Linked DNA regions of Homo sapiens: region 2 is linked to region 1. A link is a loop called in an ENCODE intact Hi-C map of the cell type or tissue named here. Cell type or tissue: heart left ventricle. All regions are shown on one strand.

Region 1 (8,000 bases):
TGATGATAAAAAGATGCATGTTTACTTGACTTTCATAGGTCAGTGTCTTCATATTCTGTTCTGGCTTTAAACTAAAAGGCTAAGAAGGCTAAGAAGTCTCACAGATTTATAAGTGGTATGAAATTTATAAGGATTTAGGTTGTTTTGCCAATTTAAATTCTCATACACAATTTCGTTTTCCCTCAACACAGCTGTACAAAGTTGCTGAGTAAATCAATAATTTTCATTATCCCTGAAGTCTACAATCCAAAGACATTTCTGGATGGTCACCAAAATTTTTGTAGTCATTTTGGTTAGGTTTAAAGCAAAAACGCCAATAAGACCTTTCACAACACAAATAGTTGGTCTGAGCTGCGGGGATTAGTGGGGGACGGGAAGGTAGGAGTTTGAAGATTCAGGTTCTGTGTACCCCAGGCTGAATGCTGAGAAGAGGGGAAGGCGTTGTTCACTAACAACAGTGTAACTTACCTGAAGGCAGGACATGACATTATTAAACCATGTTTCCTAGAACACTGTCTGAAGACCCCTGCAGTGGAAAGGACACTAAATTGTGAATAACTTAGATCTGAGCACTAAATATATCTTGGGTTTTGCTTCTGATGTATTAGTTTGCTCCCTCATAACAGTTTTTGCTGGCCACTAAATGGCTTATGCAGATGAGATGAAATACCAAAAAAAGTCTGTTTAGAGAGCATTAGGAAAAAGATATTAATGCTGCCCCAATTTTGTAACATATTCTTGGCACATGAAATATTGAAGGCCAATTTGCAAAGAGAAACATGTAATTTATGTCTACTCCAGTCTTATTCAAAAGGATTTGAGGTGGAAAATATAGAATTCATTTGACTGGGAGTGCCCACTTGAGCTCACCAACTACAGAACATTTAATCTTCGATATTCATAAAGAGGCATATTTTAATAAACATTTTTCTATGAAATCTCACCTTGTTAAAAAGGTTACAGTCATAATACTAGATCTTATTCTACTCTTTGGACCCTTTCCCAAAACACAGTGGCACCTTTTCAAAAGGCCAGAAAGGACATAGAAAGAGCCTCTTGAAGAATGTCAATGTGCAATGCCAATGGGTTCCACGCAGAAACCACAAGAGGTACCACTCTCTTTGCCAGCCTTGTCTGGAGGCAGCTTTTTGGGCACCTTATTGATCAGTCTTGCTCTTTGAAATGAGCAGACTAATGTTTGACAGGACAAACCCATAGAAAAAGCCAGAAGCTCTTCTCCCTGTCGATAAATTTAAATAACTCCAAAGCTAAAATGATTCCAGTTGTTTGATGCAAATACGCATTTTATTTTGGAGTCACTTGAAAATATGTGCCAGCTGAACTAGCTTAGCTCTTGTTTAAAGTCCACCAGGTCTGTTGGGCTGTCATTTCTCTAGCGGCTTTGCAGTGTTGTGATGGTCCCTTGGAGAAAGCACTGCAGCCTCAGAGCCCTGGCACTACCAGTCCACCACCCTTCTCTTTCCCTTCTATAATGAAGGCATAACACAGCAAAATTTCAGGGCAGTTGCCTGAATGGACAAAAGATTATTTACTGAAAAATAGATAGTACTCAAGCAACAAATAGTTTTAGAGTACTTTTGAGTAACGCATTGTGCTAAGTGCTACAAATATATGAATTAGTATGAGACAGCCCTTACTGTCAAAAGCTCACCACTTAGGCGAAGGAGGTGATCAGATATCAACTACATACAAGAATACCTTTATTATTCCCATGAATTTTTGCATAATCTATTTCTGCTTTGTCACCTTAAGCCTAGATTTTTGTATTTGCCGTAAACCTGTGTCTATTTGGGAATTAGAGAAGTCAGTTTAAACTTATGAGAGAAAGAATTAAACTTTTTATTCTGTTAGTAGCCTAATTCCTCCTTAAAGGAGATCCATATTCTAAACTCTACAGTTAAAAATGGTTAAGATGGCAAGTTTTATGTCATGTGTATTTTCCCACAATTAAAAACTAAGAAAGAGACATCCCACCATTTAGCTGGGCAGAATCTGTGAGTCTAAGCTTGGCCAGATTCTCGTAACTGTTATCTGTTTTCAACAAAAACTGTTTCTCGACTAGTGCATGTAAATAAAGCCTCCTTCAGAGCATCCACAGAGTGGAAGAAGGAGATCCAAGAATACATGTGTAACAGGTATCTCATTGTTGTGGCTTCTCTGATCTTTTGTTCTCATGTCTAGAACAATCTGAAAATTCATTTTGTTGGTTGGCTAATGGTAGAATCCATTTGTCCTGACTTTCTGGTCACCGTGTCCCTTACAGAATCTAAAAGACACTGCTGGCACCCTTGCCAGTGAGGTGGAGGGTAGGGTATTTTCTTTCTTGCTATTTCATGTGGATGCTCAGAAATTATAAAAACTAAAACTGATGGCAATTTCACTTCCTTAGCACAGAATTGGGGAAAAGACAGCTCACACATTAGTAACTCTGTGCTTATGTTTTGAACCTTTACCAGGAATGTGGAGGCAATATATCTTGGTTCAACTTTTGTCTTTCCATTAGTAATATTATCATAATAAAGCTTCCTTGACACAGTACCTATTTCCAAGCTGTTTTGTACGTTTTATGATGGACATCTGGGTTAAAGTAACTTTTTTTGCACTCCTTCTGCACTTCAGCTGGTTGGTGGGGCAATGTGTAAAGTGCTAAAGTAACAGCAACTCAGGAACTCAAAAGGCACAGCCACCTTGCTCCCAGGATGCTACCAGCTGGGGGGTGCTGACTGTCCAGGGGCCTCCCCAGGTACTATTTATTAGTTATGTCTCTTGAAAAATAACCTAAGATTTATAACGGTCTTTTCTGAATTTTTGAATTTCCTACTACAAAACATTGGTGAGTTGGGTGCAATTCCCCCCAAGAATTGAGTAAGACTTCCTTTATTTTCAGTGGGGGAGAGGAGAGCTCGTCTTAATTTATATATTTCTGGTATTTGCACTTCAGATACAAAATTTTGATGCATGTCTACAATACAAGCTCCATGAGATAGGAACTGTTGATTCTCCAGCCTTGGGCAGTCACAGAATACCTGTTGTTGACTAGCTGAGTAAAAGGTTATGACTGCAAAATAGAAAGCTGCGCCACACAGGCTAGGCAGGATTTTTTGCTTCACTGCAGTGAGTGAGGTGCTCTCAGAGCACTGTGGCTCAGGCCTTCCACCAGAGGGAGCAGGGATGCCACCCCACTGCAGAGGACACTTGTGCAGAACCCTGGGAAGTGCCTGAAGAGGAAAAACAAAAATCCCCAAGCACAGCAAAAAAGAATTGGCATCAAAATGAATGTGAAGAAGAAGAAATCGTGGGGTCATTATACTCAGTGACATGGCTAGATAAAGCCAAAACAGACCTTTCTTTTCCTGCTGCTTAAATGTCCTAAGGCTTCTTAGGCAGAGAAGCCCCATGCCCTAGGAGCAACATCTTCTAGAGCTGCTTGTCTCCTGGTTACCAATGTGGAGTCAGTCCAAGCACAATGCACCTCATCTTAAAAGCAGAAAGGAGAGTGGCCACGGCCAAACCTCTCTAGAGTTCCCCTCTGCAATGCTCTGAAACAGTTCTATTTGTGTCTCTGACTCCGGGGAAAAGATCAGCTATATGGGTTGTTTGGGGCCTGGCACAAGTGGCTATGATGACTTCATTCCAAACTGGGCTGAGAGTCCACCTAAGGACAAATAATTCTCCACAAAACCACCATCAAATCACACAAGGCAAAAAGAGTTTAATATTCAAGGTCTCCACTTTCCTCTCCAGGCAAACTTAAGCCTAAAAAGGGAAACAGCTTGAAGCACTGGGCATCAGAATACATCGCTAGTTTAAAAGCAGATTGTTAGCCCTTTCCAAGTCCCTCAGCATGTCAACTGGAAGAGAAGGCTCTGCAGAGGACAGCAATGTGAAGTGAAATCCTAAAGCACCAGTCCTCTTCCTGGATCTCCATCCATTGATCGTGTCAAACACAAGGTTGATTTTAAAGCCCTGTATCATGTAAAAGGGAAGATAATCCAAGAGAATATCTATCTAAGACACATCAAGATTTTTTTTTTTTTAAAAGAACCTGTCTTAAACTAAAGAGGCAAGACTTGAGTTTCATTTAGCTAATGAAGCTTTGGAAAGTAAATTATCCTTCCAGGGATGCTGAAACAAGCAACGACAACAAAAGACACTCTCCATTTGTCTAGTGGTTCCACCCTATCAGGCTCTAGATGGAACCCACCAGTCCACAGATTGCCAATTTAGGACATTCCTGAGAGCCTATTGATGGGACAGAACTGCTGAATAGTCATAAATCAGAACATTCCAAGGAGTGAATGGGATAATACTGCAGGTTTATTTTAAGGTAAGGATCATAGCAAACAGGAAATTATATATAATTCCAGAGAGAAACAAAGTCAACAAATTCAAATGAACAATGGCAAGTTCCTATAGGGCAGGACATTGCTTATTTCTTTACATTGCCCAGTGCATCTGGCCCAGTCTATGGCGCTAGGGACTTACTGATCATCTAATTTGCAAAAAAACCTCACAACCACCCCCCAAAATAATCTATGGGTTTATCTAAAAAGAAAGCAGAGGTTTAGACCCTTTCTACTAGGTCAGAGGATAACAATTTTAGATACAGAAAAGATATGAAACACGGTAGCTAATTGGACTCATGCAGACTTTATTTTATTTAATTTTTTTGAGACGGAGTCTTGGTCTGTCCCCCAGGCTGGAATGCAGTGTGGTGCGATATCGGCTCACTGCAACCTCTGTCTCCTGGGTTCAAGCAATTCTCCTGCCTCAGTCTCCTGAGTAGCTGGGATTACAGGTGCACACCCCCATGCCTGTCTAATTTTTGTATTTTTAGTAGAGACGGGGTTTCACCATGTTGGCCAGGCTGGTCTGGAACTCCTGACCTCAAATGATCCACTTGTCTCGGCCTCCCAAAGTGCTGGGATTACGGGTGTGAGACACCACACCTGGCTGGACTCATGGAGACTTTAAAAGGCTTTCCAAAAGTTGGGGGATTCCACTTCTCCAGGCAGAAAGACCTTCATGAAACTAATATGTACTTAAAAAAAATCCACATAGAAGAGGCAGAGAATGTGTTAACAGGGTGGGGAACAGAGAAGGCTGGCCACGTTCAGCAAGACCAATGAAGACACTCTCATAATGTTTGCTGTGGAGAGATCTTTCTCTACATAATGGTGAACAATGAGCCCTGTCCAGTTTTTTCTTATTTTTCATTATAGGAAACCTTAAGTATCACAATTCTTCAAGCATGCAATGGGAATGGGAAACACGGTGGCACGGTGACTTCATGACAATGGTAAATCAAGTGTTCTGTCTGGCAGGAAAACTGTCATTAGCCTGGGAAGTCATCTAGCTGATGTCATTTTTGAAACAGAGGTAATATGTCTATTCAAATTTATGAGGAAAACAATCAATTTTATTTTCTGCCATCTACTTTTAGAGGTCAGAAGGAAAATATTTATTGTGCCTTTTAAAGGAAATAACATTCATTAGACTCCCAAAGAGTAAGTTTCGAATGGTAAATATTTCCACTGGCAAAACATAAGAAAGAGAAGTTTGTTTTTAAAAGTGAGATTACAAAAGACTAACATCAGGTAAAAAGAACTTCTTGTGACTGCTCACTTACACAGGTTGGTCCTGCCTTAGCCCTACATCTAATTCAAGGTCAAAGAAAATGTACTGAAAAGGAGTCTTCAGCTACCTAATCACTAGCAGGCTAACAACAGACAGAATGTTCACAAAGACATTACCTTAGGCAACCGACCACCTTCATTATTTTTCAGTTAAAGCAACCATGTTCTGGGAGAAAGATTTTCTTTTTCGCATAGTAAACATGTGCCAATAAAGCTTAAAAATAAGATCTGCGATGAGAAAATCCAGACAACAGCTAATTTGAATAATGAATACGTTTATTCAAATAATCATGCTCATTTTTAATGATAGAGATGAATGATTACTGATCAGAAATGCTTTTGATACATTTTTGAGTGAAAAAATAGGTTACAAGACAGAGTCTCTCTTTTAAAGACATATATATATGTGATACATATTTGTAATGGATATTCATAGAAAAATGTGTGGAGGGATACACAACAAGGTGTTAACATCGGCTTATATTTTCAGTCACGTTTACTGAGGAATAATTTACATACAGTAAAATTCCCTATTTTGTATACAATCCTGAGTTTCAACAAATGTATACAGTCATATAACCACACGACAATCAAGATACAGAACGCTTCCATTACTCTAAAACAGTTCCTGTGTGTCCTCCTGTGGTCCAGACCTCCCACCCCAGGTCCTGACGCTGCTGATCTGTTTTCTTTCCTTGTAGTATTGCTTATTCTCAAACATCATACATACGGAATCAGACAGTAAATATTCTTTTGATTAGCACTTTTTTTTTCCTAGAATAGGGATTATAGATCATGATGATTTCTTTATTCTTGTTATCTTGCTCATCTATATTTTCTAATTTTTTACTACAAACATAATTACTTTTGCAATTTAGAAAAACAAAGGTAAAAATTTAATTAATTGTGACAGGCCATTATGGAAGTAGATAAAGCCATGAAAGCACAGATGAAAACAAATGCTTTGTTTAAATATCACACACAAATGCTGTGTATGATATTTAAATTGTGGAATATTACTTCACCCAAACCTTGAAAGGTAATGGACAATCAGCTACAGCAAGGCAAACCTCCCAGCTGTGCTATGAGTTGTGTGACACTGGGCAGGTTATTTATCATCTTTTAGATTCGATGTCCTCATATTTAAACTAGGGGTTAAAATAGTGCCCATCTCGCAAAGTCATTATAGGGATTAGATGAGGATGTGCATTAGGTCACTGGGACCTGGTAAAATTTAGCACTAGAATTGTGTATATTATTTATTTGGCTATTCTTAGTACTACCATTACTGAGGCTTTGGGAGGTATCCCAATAGGAAAGGACCTATCCCAATAGGAAAGGACTCTCTGCCTCTATAGGCAGAGGGAAGTGATGTCAGGGGCATGGAACCAGGCCACAAGCTTACTTTTAAATCTCAAAACTAAATTCAAGACATTTCGTTTTAGAAAATTTAAAACTTCTGCTTCTTCACAATAAAGTTCTTAGTGTTTTGTTATGATTTCTCAGTGAAATCATTACCTTGGGAATATTAATAGTAAACACCAGCCACCCTTATAACTTTAATCAATATTTTCTTACTATTTAGAACCCAGCGATCCTTTAGTGAAAATATACATTTGTATTTGTCTAACTCTCCTCTCCCCCTATATGAATGACCCAAACCCTATAACCTTTATTCATACCACAATAGGGCATGAATTTAGGGGAGATGAGGATAATCAATTATAAAGCTAGCCAAATTTAAACCAGAGCATAACATTTAAGATCAGTGCATAAAGAGGCCAAGCAATCATAGATGTTCATCTCTGCCAGGTTTTCAGTTGTCAGAGATTCTGGGGTGAAATGAGTTTATGAAAAAACAAATATGATCCACCTTTATCTTCCCAAGGCCATAATACATGCCAGGAAGTGAGTAAGTCTATCTGTCTCTGCTGGGAAGCTCCCAAATGTTTTGATTAAAATAGAACATCTAATCCTCATCCTTGAGACAAGTTCATAATTCACTGAACTGATCCAGGATTTTTATAATAAATGGCAACTGAATTAAAAATATGCCTGCCATCTTTGGCCAAATATATACATATATTAAAAACACGACTATTAGCTCCATGCACTTTGGCCAAAAAACAAATTACAACCACATATGAATTACAGTTAATTCATATATACACACATTCATGTATATCTCCCTGTATATGTATGCATGTATATATGTATGTATATATGTATGTATGTAAAATGTTCACGGATCATACATTACTGAGAAATCTCAGGGGCCAAGGAATGATCTCCCAAACATCAGGTCCACACTATCTGATGCCTCCGGAACAGCATGAGATGGTC
Region 2 (8,000 bases), 460 kb after region 1:
AAGCTCTTACTATGTGCCAAGCACTAAAATCGATTCTGCTGATAAAAACATGACTAATACACCATCCCGTTAAGAATTTACTGACATTGGACAAGACAGACTTAGAAGCAACCTGGCAGGCTGGAGGAGTCTGTAGCATAAACAGGCAGAAGGAACTCCTAAAGTAGGGCTTTGCTGACCCAACTATCCTTGGCTGCTTCATGGCAAAGGCAAGAATTAGAAGTAGCCAGGGGCCCTTCTGTGGAGTCTTGAACAGCAGGCCACCATAGACCTGGGGCAAGGCCGTGGATACCACCATGCAGGCTGGGCCTGATGAGAGTCATGGCTCAACTTTATGAGGCCCATAACATCAGCAGGGCCAAAGTGAGGCTGAGTCCACCTGGAAAGGTGGGAGACATGGGCTCTAACCAAATCCAAAGAAAGAGACTAGATCACAAAGTATACAAGGCACAGATTTGGCTTAAAATGCCAACAGAACAAAGACCAGACATGAGGACAAGGGTGTGGCTCTGTAGACCAAAGGGGCTGGAGAACTCTGAAACTTCTCCCTCTACCATGATGTTACATAAAGCCCCCTCCTTCTTTCTTCCACCTGAGTAAGAGGACTAGGAGGACAGAGGGATAATGTGGGAGACTGAGCAGCTTTGTTTTGGAGACTGGCATTTCCAAAAAGGGCTGTGGCATTATTGGATGAGATCAAGCTCTAAACCAGTTTGGACGTTTAGTTACTTTTCCCCCACCCTTCACCTATTTTTCTGGGAAAGAATCCCAAATTCATTTTCGATAATAGAGCTCATTTTCTCTCATATCTGAGTTGTAATGGATTAAATTTTGTAACCCTTCTTCCCTTATGTGTATGCTTAGCTCCTAGCACAGTGTCTAGCACAGAATCACACTTGAAAAGTGCTGTGAGCCTGCATGCTAACAAAGAAAAGTTGGGGAACAACAAGAAGTCCTATCTGGCTCTCTGCATCCCATGTCTGCAAGATGTAATCTAGTCAATATGCATGCTTTGCATAGAACACAGCCCTTGGCCCGTGGCCATCCCTTCCCCAATCTTGATGCCAGGACTACACCCAGAGCCTCACTGCTCTGGATGTGAGGAAAAAGGCAACAGGCCCATTTAAAGCTGGTGCCAGCATCCATCCTATGCCCGGGAACCTAGTTTATTTTCAACCAACTTCCCAACGATGGACTGATTTCATGTCCTCCACAGGTCTACAGCTCAGCCACACATACACATACACACACACACACACACACACACACACACACACACACACACACAAAGACACATACTCCAGACAAACACACAGCTGATTTGAGATGCCACATGGGTGTAGGAGTTTTCAGAGTGGAAGGATCTTGGCTCTGGTCCTGTGAAGAAGAGGAGGTGAGGGAAGAGGAAGAAGGAGTTGTATGTGAAGTCCCCCACCTCACTCCCAGGCAGATGAGGGGCTAACATGTGGTAGCCAGGATGAATTATCCTCTTGGGAGGGGCAGAGGCAGATGGGAGGGAATAGTTTCTGGCCCCAACCAAAGAAAGATTCTACTTCTCACAGGTCTCATTCTTAACTGTTCCTAGTCATGTGAGATGATCTGTGACTCCTGCTTGGGTGCAGGTGGAAATCTGGGGAGGGGAGGGGAGGGAGCTGGGCTGTGGGAATGACATCATGGGAGGGGGAGGGGATGCCATGATATCACAGCCATGTGGGAACTTCCCGGGTGAGAAGTCTGGAGGAGGACTAGAGCTCTGCATCCTATTTCTGGCTTTAATAACAGCCCTGGTGACAACCAACCACAGGAGAGGGGTACAAACAGGCGGGTCTGTCAGGGATCAGCAGCACCTCCTGTGAGGAACAAGGGTTTTCAATGAGGTGTTGGTGGCCTTTAAGGCCAGGGTGGGGAATGTGAGATGCATGTTTAGTAGTGAGAAGGCACAGATGCCTGACAGAAAAAAAAAAAAAAAAAGGAACATGGTAGAAAATTGCCGTTGCAACAAGGCTTCAAGGAACTTCGTGAAATCCGGTTGATGAGGCTGCATGAGCAGAATGTTGTGGGTATGAGCAGAGGCTCTGCCACCTCCCAGTTTGTGTCCTTGAGAGACTGACATAATCTGTCTGGGCCTCAGTTACATCTTCTGTAAAATGGGGATAATAACACCTACCTCACAGGGTTGTGAAGATTTAAAAAAATGAATACATACTTGTAAAAAGATTAAAACCATACTTTGCATATAGTATGTGCTCAAGAAAGGTTAACTATGTTTACAATGGAAAGACCGCTAGAGTAGGAAACAGAAGACTAGGTTTTAATGCTGATGCTGCCAGTGACCAGGTGAAGACCTCTTTGAGCCTCAGCTTCCTCATTTGTGTAAAGAAGACATGGGACTAGATAATATCAACCTTCTCTCCCAGCCCCAGTATTCTAAGACCTTGACTTGGTGTTCCTGGTCTACTTTGTTCCAAATTATCCTGGGCACTCTAGTGTCTAAATTTTCACCATTAGGAATATAAGCTTTTAAGGTGCACAAATTCATTACCCCTGTACTCCCTTCTACAGAGAAAATAGGTCCTGGGGGTGATTGATGGGTATGACATCAGTAATACATGGGAGTGGATTAATTCTTCCAAAAAGAAATGGTCCCTGGGTAACATAAGGGCACTTGTTATGGAGAACAGGGACAGGGGGAGGGTAAAGCATCCAGAAAGAAGGGAAGTGGGGGAATCATGCATCTAAAGTCCTAGCACACAATTTTGTCTAGGATAGGCCTTGCCCTAAGTGACTTTTACAAGAAAATATGGAGATAAAAGCAACTGCAGCATGAAAGATCTAGGTTAGATACAAGTAAAAATTCAATTAATAGAATGTGAAGGCAACCAAAACTATGACTGTGATGCTGAGGAAGGTCAGGGCAATGGGCTAGATGAGTTCTGGAGGTTCTACTGACCCCTCCAGGGCCTGCAGAGGGTTCTTCTGGGTCTTGTGGGCCCCCCTGGGTGTGGACATCTGCCGGTCCTGGCAGAGCCTGTCCTTCCTGTGCATCTCAGGAGTTCTGTGGCTTCTGGAGCAAAAGCTTAATTGGCCTTCCACAGAAAGCTCAGGAAAGGGATATGTTACATCGTGACTCAGTGATACACTCCCTGCTGGGCACTGCAAATTGAGCTCAGAGAATGTTTGAAATGATCTTCAGTCATCAGGCAGAAATTGGAGTGACTCAGATGACAGAATTCGTGTTATGCAAGCTGGACGCTGAGTACTCGGCAACTGGTCCAGAGAGAGAGAGAGAGAGGAGAGGGGAGGTAGGCAGGAGGGAAACAGAGAAGGATGTGGGAATTCCAGTGGCTTATCACCTGCACCCTACAACCCCAGCCCAAGAAAAGAGACCAGTGGTAGATATGAAGCCTGGAGCCACCCTTTGCAGCAAGAAGAGAGTCAAGGGAAGTGAGATCCTCTGGTGTATTCTTGGTTTCTCATAGCTGAAAAGAAATTCAGTATAGCAAAGTGGTTTTCCCACACTCACTAGCTGCCCTCACACAGTGGGGCCTGTCTGACTGGTGAGGATCTGTCCCACACCAAGGCGCCTCAAAAAGGGCAATGGCAGAGAAGGATTCATATAATCATTCATTCATTTAGTCATTCATTTGCTCCATATTTATTGAGATTCTACTAAATACCAGAGGTTGTGCTAGGTGCTAGGACACACTAAGAAATGAGACACTGTCCCTGCAGAGAATCTGAATAAGAGAACCAATAGGCACAATGCTGTAGTGCCAAGTGGCATGACAGAAGGAGGCAGCGGGTGTTGGGGAAGCACAGAAGTGGAGCCCCTAAGTCAGACTCTGGGCTTGGGTGAGACCGTGCTGGTCAGAATCTTCAAGGAGAGCAGGAGTAACTAGGTGGGCAAGGAGGTTGTGAGAGGGCCTTTGGGGCACAGGAAACACAAATGAAAAGGGTAGAGATGTGGAAGCTCACGATGTGTATGGAGAACAGGACACACGAGGTGCAGGTGGGGTGGTGGGCAGTGGAAGCCAGGAAGTCTTAAAGGGCTCTGTGTGCCATGTGAGGGGAGGAGAGGGCTTGGGAAGGAGAGGGATGAACAGCGCTGCTCTTTAGAGGGAAGGCTCTGCTGCACCAAGGAGGATAGATGGGAGAGGGCAGTCTGGGCGCCCAGATTCCCCAGGGTCTGCAAGGGAGGAGCTGAGCCCGGAAGGCAGCAACAGAAAGACTGGAATGGAGTTGCGAGATCTGTGGGAGAGGAAAAGACCTGGGACTCACAGTACGTGCAGATTGAGGGCCAGAAACTTGGAGAATGAAGGAGTAGCAAGGAGCAAGGGATGGAAGCAGAGGCAAGTTGGTGAGGGGAAAGCAACAAAGGAGATGTCTTTCTCCTATTCTAGAAAAAGTGTTCATCAATTCTCTGTACCATTGAACCTTCGCGGTGACCTCCCTTTCAGTACAGGCCTCTCCTCTACAGCACCCCTCCTGGTGCTATCTGTCCATTCAGTCATTCAACACCTAATTATTGTGCACTCACCACGTGCCTGCTGCAGTGTCAGGCCCTGGGGAAACAAAATCAAAAGCCAGTAAAGAAGAATGAAGAAGGACTGGAGAAAAATAAAAGGATGAAGGAATTTGCAACTCAAGGCCAAGAAATGAAGGCTTAAGGGACAAAGTTTATGGAATGCCTTCTCATTTAATCACCCTGATCCCTCCAACAGCTGGGACTGTTATAATTGTTATCCCATCTTAAGGAAGAGGAGGCAGAGGCCCAGTCGGATTCAGTCTACTTAGTTAGTAGCACGGCAGGACTCAGAGCCAAGTTGGTGGAGCTCCAAGGCCCTGGTGCTCTCACTTAGTCCATGACACAATGATGAAGTGCTAGCAGACTGCTGACCCCTAGTGAGGTCAAAGCAAAAACACAAAAACAATAAAACAGACTGAAGTTTCATGGTGGAAATTCCAGCTGCACACAGGAAGGATTTCCCATCAAGGAAGAGCAAAACTTTGCTGGTCCCTTGAGGAGACCATCCACATCTGTGTGATGGGTGAAGCCTTGCCCAGAAGCAGGGGTATGAAAATATAGAATCTATGATTTCCAGAGGTCCTCAACGGCAGGAATAAGGTTTCCTAAGCCCTTCTTATTTTCAGAAACCCTATCTGTTTGGGGCTGGAATAAAATCCACTTGAGGTCGGAATGTTACTTCTATGGAGCGCTTCTGAACTTTGATCAGCTGTTCCTCGTGTTTTTGATGAATAACAATTTTAAAACAAGTGCAGCTAGTAGACCAGATCTTTGAAACTCAAGGTCTAATTTGTGGGGGGTCAGGAAAGAATGCAGCATATCTTTGGTGGTGATAAACTGGGACACTAGAGATTTTCCCAAAGACAGTAGAAGGTCTGAAGCAAAACCACAAGTTCTTAGAGGATTAGGGCCTGTGCATAGAGAGTTATTTGTGAAGAGCTGGTTTTATTAATAGTTTTCCAAATACCTTTATTTTTTCTCTCTCTCATTATAATAATGAAATGTTCACTTTGGATTTAAAAAAGTGAACATTTGAAAGAAAAAGCCTGATAAATTCATATCATAAAAGTGATTGTGTCACGCAGCTGTAATCACAGGGCAAACTCTCTTCTTACCTCTCACTCTTTGGTTTCCTTGAGGAATGTGTGTGTGTATCTGTGTATGTGTGTGAGTATGTCTGTGTGTGTCTTTGTTTATGGGTGTGTATCTGCATTGCACTCTTGATCCTTTGAGAAGCGACCTTGAGACTGAGTTTAGCACCTTTTTAGGGGGTGCCTTTGGGGCCAATGCCTGTGGAAGAGAAAGGACAAAAGTAGAATGTACAGAGGGAGAACTTGAGCTAACATGTAGTCCCAAGGAAGGCCTCAGCCAACTCCATGGGAACTCTGGAGCTAGGATGACCTTGATGTCCCGAGCTGGGCAAGGAGACCAGGCCCTCATTACCTCCATAACCAGCCACTGAATGCCAGCTTCCCTGGAAGAGATGTGACCTGGGCAAGGCAGTCTCCTTTCCCTCAGCTGAGGACTGACTTCTGGCACTACCAGCAGCAGGGAAAGTAAGTCCCTCATTACTAATGGCATATGTGGGTAGTGCATCCTAGTGTCCACTACAAAGACTGTGTGTTTGGGTGTGTCTTGAGTGTGTTGATGTATGTCTGCATGTCTGTTGGTGTGTGCATGTATCTGTGTGTGTGCCCCTATATATCTTGTCTGTGGAGTGTTGCCCTCTCTTGGATCAGGGACCATGGCAGCACTGCAGGAGCCCAGGAGGTGAGCATTGGTATCTGCCACCTGATCATCCACCTTGCTTCAGTGGCCCCTTCACTTCCTTCCTATCTCTTGTCAATTTGGGCCTGGAGAAAGGTATAGAATGTGGGATGTGAAGTGGAAGATGTCATGGCCCCTCCTGAGAATTGATTTCGGTCCTTACTCTGGGGTGAGAGAGGAGATACCTACTAAGGCTTCCTTACACAGATTTTTTTTTCTTGGTGTTTTTTTAAATTATTATTATTATACTTTAAGTTTTAGGGTACATGTGCACAATATGCAGGTGATTTTTAAAAGGCACTCCTTGCTGGCAGGCTTCATGAAAATGCGCAGTTGGGAAAACTGACTACAAATAGATTTAGCCCCCACTGGATATCTCTGCTGGGCCCCCTCAAGGGTTGTCATGTCTGGACTGTTTCCTGAGCCAGAAAGGTCTGAATAGGGCTTTGGGGGCCATGTCACCCTGAGCAAGTCTCCATCTCCAGGACCCGACCCTGCTGTTCACTCTATTGTTAGAAGTCAGGACAGCAGTATCTGCCATGAGGCCTGTCTCCTGGGTCAGAGTCCTGTCCAAAGGACCCTGGAAGTCTTAACTCCCCAAATTCAGGACAGGAGAGGAGAGGACCTGGGGACAGCCTTGAAGACAGTTTGATGTAGTTAGGAAATGGAACCTCTCCTGGCAGCCAGTACCCCCAAATTCTTCCTTATCAAAGGACATATGTCCAGTGCAGTGTTTGTACACAGTACATCCAATGAACAAATGGACTTTGGAGGAGAGATCAGCAGAGATGAGTGTCCATGACCCAACTCTAATGAGAAAACCAGGTTACTGCCTGCCCTGGAGCTTCTGGCATTAGGTCCAGGCTGGTTCTAGCAGTGGTTCATTCTTCCTTTGTAACTTGATGCTTCACCAAATGCTTTCTCAAAAGGTCTATGACTCACTGACATAGAAATAAAATCTGTCTTTTTTCAAAGGTTAATGTTGTCATGTTATTTTACTCATGTAATTATTGCCATGGAAGATTAACTCTACTGGGAAGAACATAGGGCCGAGTGGCGGGTGGTTTGTGTCCTTCAATTCTTGAATGCTGGAGCTGTAAGAAGCGAGATCATCTCATCCAATGTTTGTAACTCAGAGCCTGGAGCAGAATTCTTCCTATCATCCCATTTGATTGCAACCACAAAATGAACAATGTGAACATGTTGATGCAGGAGATGGCCTCCCCTACTTGCTTCAGGCTGCCAACCTGCTGCATTCTGCTGCTGGCCTGAAGGCCCATGGGGCACAGTGACTTGCCCAAGATCACACAACTACTCAGAGACAGGACCAGGGCCAAACCCAAGGCTCCTATGGCAGAGCAGTACTCTCTCACCCCAGAAGTCTCTGGCTCTCCTTTGATCTACTTGGACAGGAGATATGAATGAGTGCCATGAGCTTACTCGTTACCATTGTGAAAGGAAAATATCTTGGGCCCCCAAAATCACTAAGGAAAACTCAAGCTGGAAACTGCTTAGGGCAAACCTGCCTCCCATTCTAGTCAAAGTTATCTCTCTGGGCACTGAGACAGATGGATATCCGATTGCCTCCTTTGGAAAGGCTCATCAGAAACTCAAAAGAATGCATGCAACCGTCTCACCTATCTGTGACTGGGAAGCTCCCTCCCCGGCTTGAGTCTTCCAGTCTTGCTTCAAGTAGTCCTGCCTTTCC

Evidence for each region. Hi-C counts contacts between places; a loop is a spot of excess contacts. Peaks named below come from ENCODE experiments on the same cell type or tissue, not always from the same donor. Only the 100,000 strongest peaks of a DNase experiment are listed, where the experiment ranks them.
Region 2: a loop joins it to region 1, with 6 times the contacts of the local background. A loop is called at or near these places in 10 of 110 quality-filtered maps.

The regions. Positions count from the first base shown.
Region 1 is chr11:113,109,826-113,117,825 of GRCh38, reverse strand. The region is part of intron 1 of NCAM1 (neural cell adhesion molecule 1); the gene reads right to left. Among named protein-coding and RNA genes, the nearest start is that of NCAM1-AS2, 150 kb to the right of the region's middle. In heart left ventricle, a CTCF peak has its summit at 3,173 (motif pointing right); a DNase peak (open chromatin) is centred at 3,185; H3K27ac peaks cover 1,982 bases.
Region 2 is chr11:112,652,439-112,660,438 of GRCh38, reverse strand. No RefSeq gene overlaps it. Among named protein-coding and RNA genes, the nearest start is that of LINC02764, 100 kb to the right of the region's middle. In heart left ventricle, a CTCF peak has its summit at 4,902; a DNase peak (open chromatin) is centred at 4,828; H3K27ac peaks cover 1,582 bases.